Regions from separate parts of the Homo sapiens genome. Here region 1 is linked to region 2. Evidence: read pairs that join two places in POLR2A ChIA-PET (ENCODE). Cell type or tissue: MCF 10A. All regions are shown on one strand. Links, peaks and the distances in the headings refer to the core of each region. The heading gives the core; the rest is flanking DNA.

What was found. Peaks named below come from ENCODE experiments on the same cell type or tissue, not always from the same donor. Only the 100,000 strongest peaks of a DNase experiment are listed, where the experiment ranks them.
Region 1: POLR2A ChIA-PET joins it to region 2 with 6 read pairs; 3 of 35 experiments call an interaction of 5 or more read pairs at or near these places.

The regions. Positions count from the first base shown.
Region 1 is chr3:120,199,743-120,208,010 of GRCh38, reverse strand. The region is part of intron 3 of GPR156 (G protein-coupled receptor 156); the gene reads left to right. Among named protein-coding and RNA genes, the nearest start is that of GPR156, 81 kb to the left of the region's middle. In MCF 10A, for the core only: no CTCF peak of the experiment used is centred there; a DNase peak (open chromatin) is centred at 4,780.
Region 2 is chr3:120,413,428-120,421,695 of GRCh38, reverse strand. It overlaps FSTL1 (follistatin like 1), which reads left to right. Exons shown (of 11, transcript NM_007085.5): 3 at 5,669-5,773. LOC124900546 (a long non-coding RNA gene) reads left to right here. Exons shown (of 2, transcript XR_007096030.1): 2 at 1-4,459. It also overlaps the pseudogene BTNL12P. Among named protein-coding and RNA genes, the nearest start is that of MIR198, 22 kb to the right of the region's middle. RefSeq lists enhancers at 4,425-4,594, 7,327-8,009. In MCF 10A, for the core only: CTCF peaks have their summits at 2,619 and 4,328 (motif pointing right); DNase peaks (open chromatin) are centred at 2,615 and 4,245.

The DNA.
Region 1 (8,268 bases), core at 2,030-7,029, 210 kb after region 2:
GATCACTTGAGGTCAAGAGTGGAGACCAGCCTGGCCAACATGGTGAAACCCTGTCTCTATTAAAAATACAAAAATTAGCCAGGTATGGTGGCATGCACCTGTAATCCCAGCTACTTGGGAGGCTGAGGCAGGAGAATCATTTGGACCCAGGAGGCAGAGGTTGCAGTGAGCTGAGATCGCACCACTGCACTCCAGCCTGGGCAACAGAGAGAGACCCTGTCTTAAAAAAAAAAAAAAAAAAAGAAATTGGACATTGGACCCTTATACCATATACAAAAAATCCACTCAAAAATGAATTAAAAGCTTAAATGTATGACCTGATACTGTAAAAACTATCAGAATAAAACACAGGAGAAAAGCTCCTGCCATTGGTCCGGGCAATGATTTTTTGGTTATGGCCCCAAAAGCACAGGCAACAAAACAAAACATAGACAAATGGGATTAAACTAAAAAGTTTTTGCACAGCAATGGAAACAATAAACAGAGTGAAGAGACAACCTACAGAATGGGAGAAAATATTTGCAAACCATACATCTGGTAAGGGGTAAATATTCAAAGACTATAAGGAACTCAAATCAATAGCAAGAAAACAAATAATCCAATAAAAAGTGGACAAAGGACCTGAATAGACACTTCTCAAAAGAAAACATACAAATGTCCAGCAGGTATATGAAAAAATTCTCACATCACTGATCATCAAGAAATGCAAATTAAAACCATGAGTTATTAGCTCATACCTGTTAGAATGGCTCTTATGAAAAAGAGAGATAGCAAGAGTTGGGGAGGATTTGGAGAAAAGGGAACCCTATACACTATTTGTGAGGATGTAAATTAGTACAACTATTATGGAAAACGGTATGGAGGTTCCTCAAAAAATTAAAAATAGAACTATCATATAATCAAGCAATTCTACTTCTGGGTGTGTATCTAAAGGAAATGAAATCAGTGTATGAAAGAGATACCTGCACTCCCATGTTCACTGCAACATTATTCCCAATAGCCAAGATATGGAACCAACCTAAGTGTTCATTTACTAATGAATGGATAAAGAAAATGTGAGATATATATGTACACATACACACACACGATGGAGTACTATTTAGTCTTAAAGAAGGAAATCCTGGCATTTGCAAAAACATGGATGAACCTGGAAGACATTATGCTAAGTGAAATAAGCAAGACATAGAAAAACAAATACTACATGATCTCACTTACATGTGGAATCTAAAAAAGTTGAACTCATAGAAGCAGAGAGTAGAATGGTAGTTGCCACAGACTAGGGTGGAGGTGGTTGACAGAAATGGAGAGATGTTGGTCAGATCAAAGAGCACAAAGTTCCAGGTAGGACAGATAAGTTGTGGAGAGCTATACAGTATAGTGTCTATAATTAGTAATAACGTGTTGTATACTTGAAGAATTCCAAGAGAGTATGTCTTAAATGTTCTCACCATAAAAAAAGATAAGTATGTGCAGTGATGGATGTTGATTAAATTGATTTAATAATTTTAATTATTTCACAATATATACAAATATCAAAATACCATGTTGTATACCATAAATATATAATATTTGTCAATTCTGCCTTAATAAAGCTGGGAGAAAAAAACTGGAAACCCAAATATCCTTCAACAGGTGAATGGATAAACTGTGGGACATCCATACAATGGAATACTATCTAGCAATAAACATGGGACAAAGTATTGATAGATGCAACAACTTGGATGGAGCTCAAGGGCATATGCTGCGTGACAGATGTCAGTCTCACAAGCTTACACACTGTAAGAGTCCAGTTCTATACAACATTCTTAAAAGACAAATTTATAGTGATGGAGAATGGGTTAGTGGTTCCTAGGAGTTAGGTTGGGGAAGCGTGTCACTATAAAGGATAGCATGAGAGAGTTGTGTTTATAAGTGTGTATGTGTGATGGAACAGTTCACTATCCTGATTATGATGGTGGTTTCGTGTGGTGAATTTCATAGAAATCTATATATGTGATAAATTTCATAGGACTACACACACACACACACAAAGTGCACATAAAAACTGGTGAAATTTAAATAGAGCCTGTAGTTTATATAATAGTATTGCACTAATGTCAATTTCCTGATTTTGATCATGAACTCTGGTTATGTACGATGTTATTGGGGAAAGCTGGGCGAAGGATACACAGGAACTCTCTGTACTGTTTTTGCAACCTCTTGTGAGTCTTAAATAATTTCAAAATGAAAAGCTTTTGAGAAAAATAAAGCACAGGGATTTCTGACAAAAGCTAAATTAGAAAGCACTGCTTGACATAATGCTAAAACAGGACCCAGGAAGTGGAGAGCTCACTGCCTGGTGGAGGTGGGAAAGGGGTAAAGGGAAGTGGAGATTCTTGCCTTGAAGAACATTTGGTAGAACGTGGGCCAGGCCTCTCAAACAGGTCACTCCTGGCTTGGGGAGGAGCTAATACTAAGGTGGAAAGGGAAATGAAAGCTTACTTCTCATCAGCTTCCCATATGGGGAAGGGGGCCGGAATCTCTCCTCAATAGGCCTCCATTTTCTCAATAGGGAAAACGGAGAGAAGGGGAAAAGGGTTCCTCTTTAACAATGGTCACAAAAGGTGATGTGTGCAGTGAAAGATTAAATGGTATAAGAACTCAGGCTCTGGAATCAAACCCAGCCTCAAATCCAGTGGCTTGATTTTCTATTGAACTTTGCTATACCCTGTTTCTCTATTTAAAAACAGGGGTAATGATACTACTTAACTCTGAAAGCTGATTACATTAGATTGTCTATGTAGAGCACTTAGCAACCACCTAGCACATAGATAATCAGTGTTGGCTACTCTTTTTAATACTATTCTATGCCATTACCAATTTTCTAAGACGTAACAATAATACACTCAGATGATTCTGACCATAATGTAATTTTTGATTAAAGTTTCTTCAGGATCCTTCAATGCTTCCAACTCATAAATTATATCAGCCCTCAGTCCCTATATATGTAAATACAATTTAAATTAAAATAGTTGTTACTTTCTATTACATGTCTTTTATGTGCTTTGCACTTTAAATACACTATTTCTAACCTTTATAGCATGCAGGATAAATACTATTTTCCCCATTTTCAGATGAGGAAACTGCTTCAGAGTGGTTAGGCAAATCTCCAACATCTATAAACAACACAGTAAACCTAGGCAGTCTGATGGCAAAGCCCAAGCTCTTTCCACTACACTGTTACCTCAGTAGTAATCCATAAAAGATGCTTAAACACATACATATTGTCTATTAGTTGTTCTTTTTACATCACATTACATGGGCAGACTCTACAACTCCTGCCACAGCCTGGCGCAGACACTTCCAGGCCATTGCTGAAGCCAGTGGAGACACCAGACGATGACAGAAACCAAGAACCCAAAGCTGATTGTAGCAAGAATTCAGTCTGGAGTTCAGTCAGTAGATAAATCCGAGAGGCATCATGGAAATTGTGCCAAGGTCCAAGGTTCAAGCCAGCAGTCAGAATCTAAAGGGGCAGGCAAAACCCAGCAGGAGGCTCTGCAGGCTCTGTGCCCCCCGGGAGATTCATGGCTTCCTCTCTGTCTCCTCTTGTTGACACTGCCGGCTATAAATGGGGGCTTTGTGGATCCTCAGTTGAGGAGGCAGGTGAAAATTCTTGGCCTACCAGCACTACTACAGGACGTTAGAAACTAGGGCAGGAAGACCCTGGGTCTTCATTAATCAGTGTGATGAAAACAGGCCCCAGGCAGTTGGGTCCACTAGTGGGAAGTGAAAGAACACTGAAGGAAACCAGGAGTCAGGACATCTGGATTTGCTGTCCCAACATGGTCCCTATCTGGCGATAAAACAGCATGCAAATTTCTTCATCTAAAAATGAAGGAATCAGGTCAGATCACTGATTTTCAAACTGTGTTCCTCAGAACCCAAGGACTCCAGTCCTGCTGTGGAGAGATAGGTGGGAGCAAGCAAGGCCTTCCTGTACAGCACGCTTCCTTTCATCTCTTCCAAGTACTGAACCTTCTAATTCTAATGATTTATTCAGCGTAACAGGCATTTAATAAGTTTCTACTAGGCTCGGGGCCTTGTAGAAGGTGCTGATGGGGACAAAGCTGAGTAAAACCCAGTCCCAACATCATGAATTCCTAGATTCTGGCTTAATGGGGAACCATTCCAGCAGCTGTCACTGTTCAGGATTCCTCTCAGATTCCAAGATACACCAAGGCCCGGAGTTCTGCCACAGAATTGAAGATAAGAAAGAGAGGAAAGAGGCCGAGTGCAGTGGCTCATGCCTGTAATCTCACCACTTTCGGAGGCCGAGGCAGGCGGATCACCTGGGGTCAGGAGTTTGAGACCAGCCTGACCAACATGGAGAAACCCTATCTCTACTAAAAATACAAAATAAATTGGGCATAGTGGTGCACACCTGTAATCTCAGCTACTCGGGAGACTGAGGCAGGAGAATCGCTTGAACCTGGGAGGTGGAGGTTGCGGCGAGCCGAGATCGCGCCACCGCACTCCAGCCTGGGCAACAAGAGCGAAACTCCGTCTCAAAAAAAAAAGAGGAAAGAGGAATCTTCCCCAGTATGGCAGGCAATCTTTCCTGCCTCAAGGAGATCAATTTACATGTCACCTGGAAGCCCATAATATTCTGCTTTAGCAGTGACTCCTTGTGATTGGATGTTTCCTATGGCCAATTGTGCCTGTGCTTCATGCCCTACTTAAAATCAGGACATCTGCTCTGCCCTTTTGGAAGAGCTACAAGTCTCCTGCCAGGAATTGCTCAAGGCCTTTTCCTGCAGCTAAACGGAGAAAGGAAGTTGAAATCATTGCCTCATAAATTACAACACATGCCAGGGTTGTAACCTAGAGTCTGAGGTTCTAGGCGAAAAGAGGATTTTGTGTGTGTGTCTAGTGTTTTCCCCACAGCATTTAAAAGCTCATCTAAAATATATTATAATTGCATGAGATATGGCAAAAATACATTCAGAAACTAATTTTTTGAAGATAAACAAACAAAGCAGAATGTGCCCATAATATTCCTAAGTAAAGCCACACAAACTTCCTTTCCAGTAAGGGTATCCTTTGGGGCTTTTTCCCCCTCCTTGTCACCAACTTATCTTGAATTTATCACTATGCTTTTTCACTATTGTTCCTAAACTTCAGCTGTTATATAATGAGATAGTGGGCATTTAGTCTTATATCCAAATTTCCATATTTCAGCTTTTAAAATAGTTGCAAGGATGCTTTTAAAGTTGATCCTGGCCAGGAGAGGTGGCTCACTCCTGTAATCCCAACTCTTTGGGAGGCCAAGATGGGAGGATTGCTTGAGTCCAGGAGTTTGAGACCAGCCTGGGTAACAATGAGACCTTGTCTCTGCAAAAAAATAAAAATTAACTGGGTGTGATGGCATGCACTTGTAGTGCCAGCTACTTGGGAAGCTGAGGTGGGAGGATTGCTTGAGCCCAGTAGATAAATGTTGCAGTAAGCCAAGATCATGCCAGTACACTCCAGCCTAGATTAGAGAGTGAAACTCTGTCTCAGAAATTAAATTAAATTAAATTAAAAAGTTGATCCTAGCAAACTAACACCGGAACAGAAAACCCAACACCGCATGTTCTCACTCATAAGTGGGAGTTGAACAATGAGAACACATGGTCACAGAGAGGGGAACATCGCACACCGAGGCCTGTTGGGGGTTGGGGGCAAGGGGAGGGAGAGCATTAGGACAAATACTTAATGCATGTGGGGCTTAAAACCTAGATGATGGGTTGATAGGTGCAGCAAACCACCATGGCACATGTATAACTATGTAACAAACCTGCACATTCTGCCTATGTATCCCAGAACTTAAAGTAAAATAAAAAAAGAAAGAAAAAAAAAGTTGATCCTTAGGCCTGTTTATAGTCCAAGGGAGCTGTGAATGCTGAAATTTGTACACTGTCAATTTATATGTATATTCACATATTAATATCTATAGTACACATAGATTCAGGAATGTAGACTTTTGTCAAATGGCCTAGTAGATACTGATAAAACAACTTCTAATATTAAATTAAAATTTTATTCTATTTTAAAGAAAAAGAACAAATAAGAAAATCGTCTTTGCAATGAAAAGGTCAGAAACCAAGGATGTGGTGTCCTAATATGCTGATAGCAGAGATTATATCTCCTTTGCCTTCCTATCACTGGTTCTTAATACCTTGGCAAGTTAGTATTTAGGAATTGTTGAATTAATGTTTGGCACATGAAGATCATTAAAGCAATAACTCATAAAGCATGGGGAAAACAAGGTCATTTGCTAAAGGGGAATTTGGGGGCACGATATTTAGCAAGTCTTCTTTCACACTTATAGCTAAATATTTTGTTTATTTGATTATTTGATTGATTTGGGTGTAAATTCTATTGCACCTCTGGTAAACCAAGTCAGCCTGCCCTTCCTGGTTAAGAAAGAGAGACAGAAATGCAAAGTGTAACCAGCTTATTAATAAGCCGAGGATAGAGAAAAGAAATTTGTCTCTGGGCTGGGAGCAGTGGCTCATGCCTGTAATCCTAGCACTTTGTGAGGCCGAGGCAGGCGGGTCACTTGAGCCCAGGAGTTTGAGATCAGCCTGTTCAACATGGTGAAACCCCATCTCTACTAAAATTACAAATATTAGGCAAGGATGGTGGCATGTGCCTGTAATCCCAGCTACTTGGGGTGGCTGAGACACGAGAATCGCTTGAACCCGGGAGGTGGAGGTTGCAGTGAGCTGAGATCGCCTCACTGCACTCCAGCCTGGCTGCACTCTAGCCTGGGCAACAGAGTGAGACTTTGTCTAAAAAAAAACAAAAAACAACTGTCTCTGGCATAACTTGAGAAGGGAGAAGCTAGAAGAGACCTTTGGTTTCATCAGGTCCAAGCACTGCTAACCATTCAGCTATTCTGTGGGCAGAATGTCTTTGTTCTTCCAGGTGCAACTTCAGCAGCTGTGGGCCTGAACTGACAGTGCGGGGTAAGGATATCACTCTCTCCATGTGAAACAAAGCAGGACTACAGGAAAGCAGGCTGATTTGGAAAGGCCAGGCCCACCCAGGACAAGAGGCAGTGCTGAGTGTTTGGCTCATGACAAAACATAATTTACAAATTTACTGGCTTCAAGGATGTAAAAAGTTATAATTTACTGGCTTCAAGGGTGTAAAAAGGCCTGCTTCCTAGCCTAGCTGCAAGCAGCAACTCAGTCCATGATCAGCAGATTTTCTGAAGCCTGGGGGTGGGATGCATGTTGTTAACCTCTGATGCAGATGTCTGCTGAGAGTCTGTAATCTGTGTGGTCATGAAGATGAGATTTCATCCATCAATTGCTTGACAAGGGCTATCATCGTATCTCTGGGCCTGCGTGGCTCTCAACACACGACGTAAGAAACATATTGGACAAAAGCATTTCCTGGGAGAATTCTCCAGCAAGAATTCAGCCATTGGCAAAGAATCTTTCAAGTGGCCCTATCTCACTGGAGACAAGTAAACATATACGCAGTGCATATGTGAATATACACTCCTTCAAGGTGCTGCACTTTCCTAGAAACAAAAAGAATGAGAGGAAAAAGCTTTACAGGCATCCTGTTAGGATGCTTTCTCTCGTTTATTTTTAGGCTCTTTTCAGCTCTGTGCTAAGAGGGGAGGCAAAGGAAGGGCTTACCCAGAATGCAAAGCTTTTTAGTGAGGGTTTGGGGTGTGCAAATTTGTTAAAGTGGTGAAAACCCAGTGTCTATGGAAGTTCACAGCATCCACAGCACTCAGAGCCCCCCAAATATCTCTGGCCCTTGTGTTCACTAATTCCAAGGAATTCTCAGCCATTCCAGGGGACTGTGGGGATCCCCCTGAAACCACTACAATTACCCAGAATGTGCCCCTCCTAACACATAGGCATTGAACCAGTTCCTAACTCTCCCCCAACTCTCACAGATCTCTAGTACTTTAAGAGCCATATGGCACACATGCTTAGCCCTCAGCCTTCTGCCTAATAGGGGAGTGCTTTGCCAGGGAAAAATAAGATTAGGGAAGAGGACAAAGAAAGAAGAAGAGAAGGAGTTTCCATATCCATTAATGAATTCATTCAACAGATGGTTATGGAACACTTACCATTTTCCAAAGACCGTACTATGGTGTGGGTTATAGAATAAGAAACAGCCTGGCTTTTGAGGAGTAGAAACTGTCCGGTGGAACTAACATTAAAAGGTGGTAATATAACATGACAATTGTACTGATGCACATAGACCCTGGGGTGTTTT
Region 2 (8,268 bases), core at 1,613-6,612:
TCCTCCTCTGTCCATAGCATATGCAGGATGTACCAACACATTTCTTTCCAGAAAAAAAGAGAGACTTGAACAAGGTCATGAGATACTCCAGCAAGGTTTCAAGGTCCTGAAGCGGTTTTGCTCTTTCTCTCTGCTTTTCTCAGGCCTGTGCTACTGGGTTCCAGAAGAGCTGCCTGGGAGCAACCAGCATCTCACCCCATACGCCCCACTGCAGACCTCCCCCTGCTCTCCCCAGTTCTGTGAATTCCTTTGTCCCCAGCTCCATGGTATTCTGTGTATATCTGAGGGGCCCTGGTGTTCCTGTGAAGTTTCCATGACTAATTCTGGCAAAGCAAAGAGAGCCTTTCTCACGTCAACAAAGCCACTCTGTCGCAGAATAGTGGCAAGTAGAGCCAAAATTCCACCTTGGCATAAGTAGAGCTGTTCTTTTTTAAAAGAGTTGGAAGGAGGAAAAGAATGGAGGGGACAGAGCCGGCCCACTTCATGTTAGTGAAATGATGGTATATTAAACTGACAGTTTTATGGCTTTGCTTATAAGCTTCCTTTCCTGCCAAAGCACACTGTTCTTCCAGAAATTATTTTACTTCAGAAGACTTTTTTTTAAACATTCAACGTGTATTTTATGTTCAGACTTAATTCTGGTTGGCCCAGAGACTCAGATGCACGATCACCTCTACTGGTAGTTTTGCAAATAACTTGCTTCTCCATTTGCTTGCAAAGATCTTTTTTGATTGCAAAAATCATTTCCATTTTTTAAGACCTTGGATTCAAGACATTTCCTGGCTTTGATTTGTAAAGAGGTAGAGTGGTTTAGTGGAAAGAGGCTGGGATTAAAGTCTGGAGACCTAGGGCCAGGCCTCAATTCTACAACTGTGAGATCTTGGACCAGTCACATGTAGCTGTGAGCCTCAGTTTTATTTTCACCATAGGATCTTAAATCTAGAAGGGCCTCAGAGGTATCCCCTGCCTGCCTATCTAAAAAGAATCAAAAATGACAGTAAAATTACAGATCAACCAGAATTGCTGTGCAAGTATGAATATTGCCATTCAATGGCTGACCGTTGCTCAGATACTTTCTACCTAGTAAAAAGTCAGGAATGTTCCCAGTCTGTCTTCTACCAAAGGGAGTTTGCAATGTGAAAATTAATGAGACCAAATCTCCAGAGCTTGGCTTGCAACACACGAAATGAAAACAACACGGAGACTGGTCAGGAAGATGATGCAGAAGGATAAAGCTAGAAATCTGATGTTTCTCCATTGCAGGCAGATATTTTGCTGATTTTTATCAATATATCTGAGTGTCCACACTTCCAAAACACACCCTCTACCCCCACTCAAATCAATTACATTCTCACAGGTACATTTAGACTTATAGGTTCATACTTTTGTGATATTGGACCTGCCTGTGACCTCATACTCCTAGAAAACATCCATGTGCCAATGTGGTTATCTACGCATACATGAAGTCCTCATACTGCTTTGGGACCTCATTCCTAAAATCATTACAGTGGTAGAACAAACACTTCTATTTGCAAGAACTGCATTGTACCTTGTGACCTCACCCTGTGCCAGCCCTTGGAACTGTCCCCACTCCCCAAAGCTCACTGCCTTGATTGTACCCCAAGAGGGAACCTTGAGGCTCTGGAGTCAGACTGGCCTTTGTTCTATTCCTGAGTCAGCTCTCACTAGTTATGTGGCCTCCATGCGTCACAGAGCTTTCCTGACTCTCCGATGCCTCTGCATCTGTTACATGGGACTAAAAATACAGAGACCTGCACAGAGGTTGTGAGGACAGAGATATCTGCAGAGCCTCACTCAGCTGAAGGTGCTAAAATTAACATTGGCCCTGGGTCCTAGGCCCTTGTCATCCCCGACTAGATTACAGTCTTAAACCTGGCCGGTTTTCCTGCTTGCAGCCTCTCTCCATCCAGGCTGCCTTGCACTTTGAATCAGAATTTCAGAAAGGACCCAACACAAATTAACATTCCAAAGCACCATATCCATCATGTTACCTACCCAATCCCAAACCTTCCAAGGTTCTCACTTCTCATAGTCGCTGTGGAGAGCCCCTCAGGTCAGCCATCGAGCGCCACCCCTCTCCCCATCATCACCTGCCACCCTGCTTCATCTCCCTCTTCCTCACCACGAGAAGGGTTGAACCCATGAGCATGTTCAACCCCTCTCAAGGTGTTCTTTTCCCCCACTCAGAATCAGTTTCTCAGTAGATGGGTAAGACTACCCACCACCCTAAGCAACTTTCTAGGCACCTCGGGGATGCACCTGACACTCCCACTCCCAGAGAAGATGAGGCTTGGAGAAGAGCTTTCAATGGCACAAAGCCTATCTCTCTGGAGAAAATTTTCTTCATTGTTGATTTCTGCATCAAAGCATGCCTGTGAATGGGGATCACTGGGGAGGGCTATGAGGCTGCAGGTGAGACCTCCCCCACATTGGTAGATCCCCCTACCCATGTTTTTGGAGCAGCCACCCTATTCTTCCACCTCCTGCACCACTTCTTGTTCCGAGGACAGAGCTGGGTGGAGCTGCAGGAGCCAACACTGCGCTTCTGCATTGCAGTGCTGGGCTGTGCAAGACAGAGAGAGATTGCCACCTATTGACAGACGTGTCACCTGCAAAGAGGAATGATTGTGTAACTAGTGGCTCCCCCCTTCTCTGTGTGCTCTTCAAACGGGCCTTTTGTTTTTTCCATTCAGTGAGTCCTTCTGTTCTCTATTATCACTGCAGTGCAAGGGAGGACAGGGAAAAACGGGGACATGACAGCCCAAGGTGGTAGTGACAGCATCTCAGTGGGAAAGTTGTCTGAAAATAAATTGCCCACTGTAGTAATAGCCACTTTCAGTTGTGTGGCAGGCACTGTGCTGCCTGCAGTACATCCCGTTTAATCCTCACAACAACCCTCTAAGAATCAGTACTCCCAGTTTTCACGAGGAAGCTGAGGTTTAAAGAGAGCACCTGGCCCACGACCAGCAAGTAAGGAATAGAGGTGGGATGTGGGTAATTTAAACCTAAATCTCTGACGCACTCTTAACGCACATTCTCCCGACACTTGCTAATTATGCAACTCACACCCCCATCATAATTTCCTTACGTCATCTGGATATGAAAATAAATCAAATATAAACTGCTTTCCCTTTGGGCAGAATTCTAGCTCTGCCACTTTCTAGTTATTTAAGCCTCTGCTCTCTCACCTGTGAAATGGGGCTAGTAATGATGTCTAACTTAAGGAGTTATTGAAGAGCTTAAATCACATATAATAAAAATAGTAGGATGCCGGATATTTATAAATGGGAGTTTAGTTATCAGTGGTTGAAGATACGAGTTGGAATCCTAGCTCCTCTCATTTCTAGCTTTGGAAACTTGGGCAAGTTATCTGACCTTTCTGGTCTTCAATTTCCTCATCTATGGAATAGGGTTAATAATAATATACCTATTCTTGCAGGGTTTCCCTATAAGACAAAATCATGTGTATGAAAACATTTTGTAAATTGTACTATTCAAATATTAGTTGTTATAACTCAAAAGTTATCTGTTTCTTCAAATGGATTTTTGAGAACTATTCCTGAAAAATGACTTGGTTTAATTCAATCCGTTTTTAATACTTACTAAAAACAACAATGTAAGTTAAAAGGAGGTTCCATACATGCCACAGGCTTTTCTGCAAGTAGCTCTATAAGGCATTCCCATGAATAACAGGTTTCATATGCAGCTTGTTTTACAGTTGGTACTTCCACATGTATCTCACTGAATCTCCGCAGGGCAGGGTTGGCATTTACCCCTACTTTATAGATGAGGACATGTGAGCCTTAAAGAATGAAAATTACTAGTTAAGGACAGAGACTAGTGAGTGGAGGTTTGTGGGTGTTTGCCTGTGGAGCTGTGTGCGGGTGTCTTTGAGTGCAGGCATGTGTCTGAGCATGCTTTTTTATGCATTTGTGTGTCCATAACTCATGGGAACAACTCGTCAGCAAAAACCTTTTCCTCTTCCTTTTTCGTGTTGCCTTACATTGTCAGGCACAGTTTCCACAAGAGGGCCCTGCCTGGAGAATATCCTTGATTTTTATCTCCACTCTCTGTTTAGGAAAACAAAAGCTCTCCAATCCCCGCGGACTTCTGGGAATTACTTCCTCTTTCTTCCCCGCCTGCTAGCTTTCTTGAATTCGCCTTAGCAACATTCAAAAAAGAATTGGTTTATCAACAGCATGTGAACCAATGAAATGTGAGCTGAGAACGGCTTCTAGACCAATGGGAGCCCTGCATGACCAGCAAGCTGGCTTGGGACAGAAAATAATGACCTGGAGTTTGCAGAGCAGCCTCTGGGTGGCAGCAGACTAGCTGTATTGGATACAGCACCTCAGCTCGAAAGCCTCTTCTTTCTTTTTGCTTTTTTCCCCTAATCTTGAGTATAAAACATTCACCAACTATAAGAATTGTACTGTTACAAGACTTGTGGGTGTGAGTTCTCTGCATAATGTGGTAGACATGGCCTGGAGGGTGGACTGTCTGGTTCCATCCCTGCCTTACCCCAGCCAGCCCCATGACCCCATCGTGCCTCCTGCAGTCTTTGTTGGTTTTGTCACAGCATCTAGCCCAGTAGCCTTGAGTCTGGAGGTCTTTCGTGATTTTGCCTGCCCAGCCAGTCAGGATGAGAAGCTGGGGAAATCACATTCTCCTTCATGCAACCACCACTACCCCTGGGTTGAGTGGTGAATGAGGTGGGGCTGGCTTTCTGCCACCAGTGAATGGGAGGGAAGGGATGAGCCACCAACAGATCAGTGCCTGTCAATACCCCCACATTCTCAGGTGGCATACACTGAGACCATTCCCTGCCTTGTCAGTTCTGCTGCACACGTCTGAACAGGGGAATGCCTGACTAGCAAATGATTTGAGAATAGTTCTACTTTCAGGCAGCTTCGCCCTCTTAATCTTGAAGACAGTGGCAGACATGGGTAGGGGCTAAATGGGACCATAGCAAAAATAGCGAATCCACGTTTCCAATGGTTTAGCCATCCTTCTTTTGCCCTTTGAGATGATAATGCCTAGAACACCATTCAGTCAGGTTTGGGTCCTTCAGATAGTCATAGTTCTGTACAATGTTTCCATTTCTGCCTGACTTACTCCTCTCACCCTTTAAGAATCAGTTAAGACCTAGTATCTTCAGAAAGTATCCTTTGAAAAATTCTCACCCTCTTCCTCCCCTCCAGCTCCCTGGTGATCCTGTTCTTGCACTTCCTGTGTTGTTTTCCAAATGTCTCTTTCTTTGTGAGTTTCCTCTGAGAGTCATGGAGCTTCCTGAGGACAGGGTCTGTCCTTTGTATCTCCATCTCAGCGTAGTGTTGGCATAAAATTGGTGCTCAACAAGCATTTTTAGAAGAAAGGAAGCATGCAAGAAAGGAACTCTTGCTCTTTGAGAAACATATTAGGGACTCAGAAGTACCTGAACCTGGGCTGAAGCAGTATCTGGGAGTAGGGCACTAGCTGTTGGAGGCAACGTCTCCAACAGCTGTTTAAGACCCAACATCTAGCTGTTTAAGACCATGAGCCATGACTCCAGAGCAAAGCCCAAGCCTGAAAGATAATCTCATTATGGGCTCATTCCATAATGGGTTCATCTCAGTCACACGGTTTCCTTTATGATTGTATGTTTTAGGAAGAGCTAAGGAGCAAATCCAAGATCTGTGCCAATGTGTTTTGTGGAGCCGGCCGGGAATGTGCAGTCACAGAGAAAGGGGAACCCACCTGTCTCTGCATTGAGGTAAGTCCTGATGTCGGGAGCCAGAGGACAGTGGCCAAGGCCAATGTGGTACCTTGCGGAGCCACCCATCAGCAGGCAGTGCCAATGATTTCATTCTCTTTATAAAAGCATTCTTCATCCCCCTGAAAAACGTGGAATTCTTATTCCAGATTCCTGATTTTTAAAGCATGGATATTTTTTCTTTTAAAAAAATTTAGCTTTATAAGATTTTTTAATTAAAAAATAAGAATTGTTTTATATAAGTCAAATAGTACAGACATTTACACAAGCATAAAATTATAATCTTCCCCCATAACCCTTCAATCCCTTAGTCTGAAGTAACCAGCGTTAACAATTTGATACATGTTCCACATGTTTTTCTTTTCTATGTTACTATAAGCATAGGGTTTATATGCTACTGTAGACATAATGGTTCCCCCTATTTTATGCAAAAATGGGATCATGATATGGATATAGATATATACAGTTTGTATTCTTTACTCATTAATTTATCAGGGACAACCCTCTAGATCAGCACATATACTTTTAACTCATTTAACTCATTGTAGTGGCATAATGTTTAGTAATATAAAAGAACTAGATTTATTCAATCATTTTCCCATAGATGGACATTCAGTTGGTTCTTTGGGTTGTTTACCACTATAACCAATAACATCCTTGTGCAAATACCCTTATATGCCCCTGCCTTTATTTCTGTAGCATTGATTGACACCAGGGCTTGCTAGGTCAGAGGATATGCAAATTTTTAAAAACAGTAGATGAGATGCAGGGTTTTTTTTTTTTAATGTTTTTTTTTTTTTGAAAAACAAACATGAATATGTATTTATTCCATTGTATAAAAGCAATAATTTAGAAATTAAAAGAACGTTGCAGAGATCTCTAAATAGAGCTAAAGATTTTTTTTCTTTCTTTTTTTTTTAATTTATTTATTTTTTATTGATAATTCTTGGGTGTTTCTCACAGAGGGGGATTTGGCAGGGTCATAGGACAATAGTGGAGGGAAGGTCAGCAGATAAACAAGTGAACAAAGGTCTCTGGTTTTCCTAGGCAGAGGACCCTGCGGCCTTCCGCAGTGTTTGTGTCCCTGGGTACTTGAGATTAGGGAGTGGTGATGACTCTTAATGAGCATGCTGCCTTCAAGCGTCTGTTTAACAAAGCACATCTTGCACCGCCCTTAATCCATTTAACCCTGAGTGGACACAGCATATGTTTCAGAGAGCACAGGGTTGGGGGTAAGGTCACAGATCAACAGGATCCCAAGGCAGAAGAAGTTTTCTTAGTACAGAACAAAATGAAAAGTCTCCCATGTCTACTTCTTTCTACACAGACATGGCAACCATCCGATTTCTCAATCTTTTCCCCACCTTTCCCGCCTTTCTATTCCACAAAGCCGCCATTGTCATCCTGGCCCGTTCTCAATGAGCTGTTGGGCACACCTCCCAGACGGGGTGGTGGCCGGGCAGAGGGGCTCCTCACTTCCCAGTAGGGGCGGCCGGGCAGAGGCGCTCCCCACATCTCAGACGATGGGCGGCCGGGCAGAGACGCTCCTCACTTCCTAGATGTGATGGCGGCCGGGAAGAGGTGCTCCTCACTTCCTAGGTGGGATGGCGGCCGGGCAGAGACGCTTCTCACGTTCCAGACTGGGCAGCCAGGCAGAGGGGCTCCTCACATCCCAGACGATAGGCGGCCAGGCAGAGACGCTCCTCACTTCCCAGACGGGGTGGCAGCCAGGCAGAGGCTGCAATCTCGGCACTTTGGGAGGCCAAGGCAGGCGGCTGGGAGGTGGAGGTTGTAGCGAGCCGAGATCACGCCACTGCACTCCAGCCTGGGCACCATTGAGCACTGAGTGAACGAGACTCCGTCTGCAATCCCGGCACCTCGGGAGGCCGAGGCTGGCGGATCACTTGCGGTTAGGGGCTGGAGACCGGCCTGGCCAACACAGCGAAACCCCGTCTCCACCAAAACCAGTCAGGCATGGCGGCGCAAGCCTGCAATCGCAGGCACTGGGCAGGCTGAGTCAGGAGAATCAGGCAGGGAGGTTGCAGTGAGCCGAGATGGCAGCAGTACAGTCCAGCTTCGGCTCAACATGAGAGGGAGACCGTGGAAAGAGAGGGAGAGGGAGGGGGAGGGGGAGAGGGAGAGGGAGTTTTTTTTTTAATGTTTAAAAAACAAAGAGAGCCTTTGATAAATACTTCTTTTGTAGGCTGGATTCTGACAAGTTCTGCCACTAAAGTGAACATAAATACCTTGGACATTCTGTTTTCTGTCAAAACAACCCATAGCCTGGAAACACGTCTTTCTGCAAATTAAATACAACCAATTTAGTCCCCAGGTTAAGGATCCTGATTTGTTGCCCCAGAAAGGAAGTTTTCTAACTCAGAAACCTAAAAGCCAGATCCTACTGGGGATCCATTAGCTCTGGGAGGTCCTCACTGGCAGTGTACCTGGCCACAGTGTGGTGGCATAAGCCTGGACTTAGGATCTAGAAACCTGAT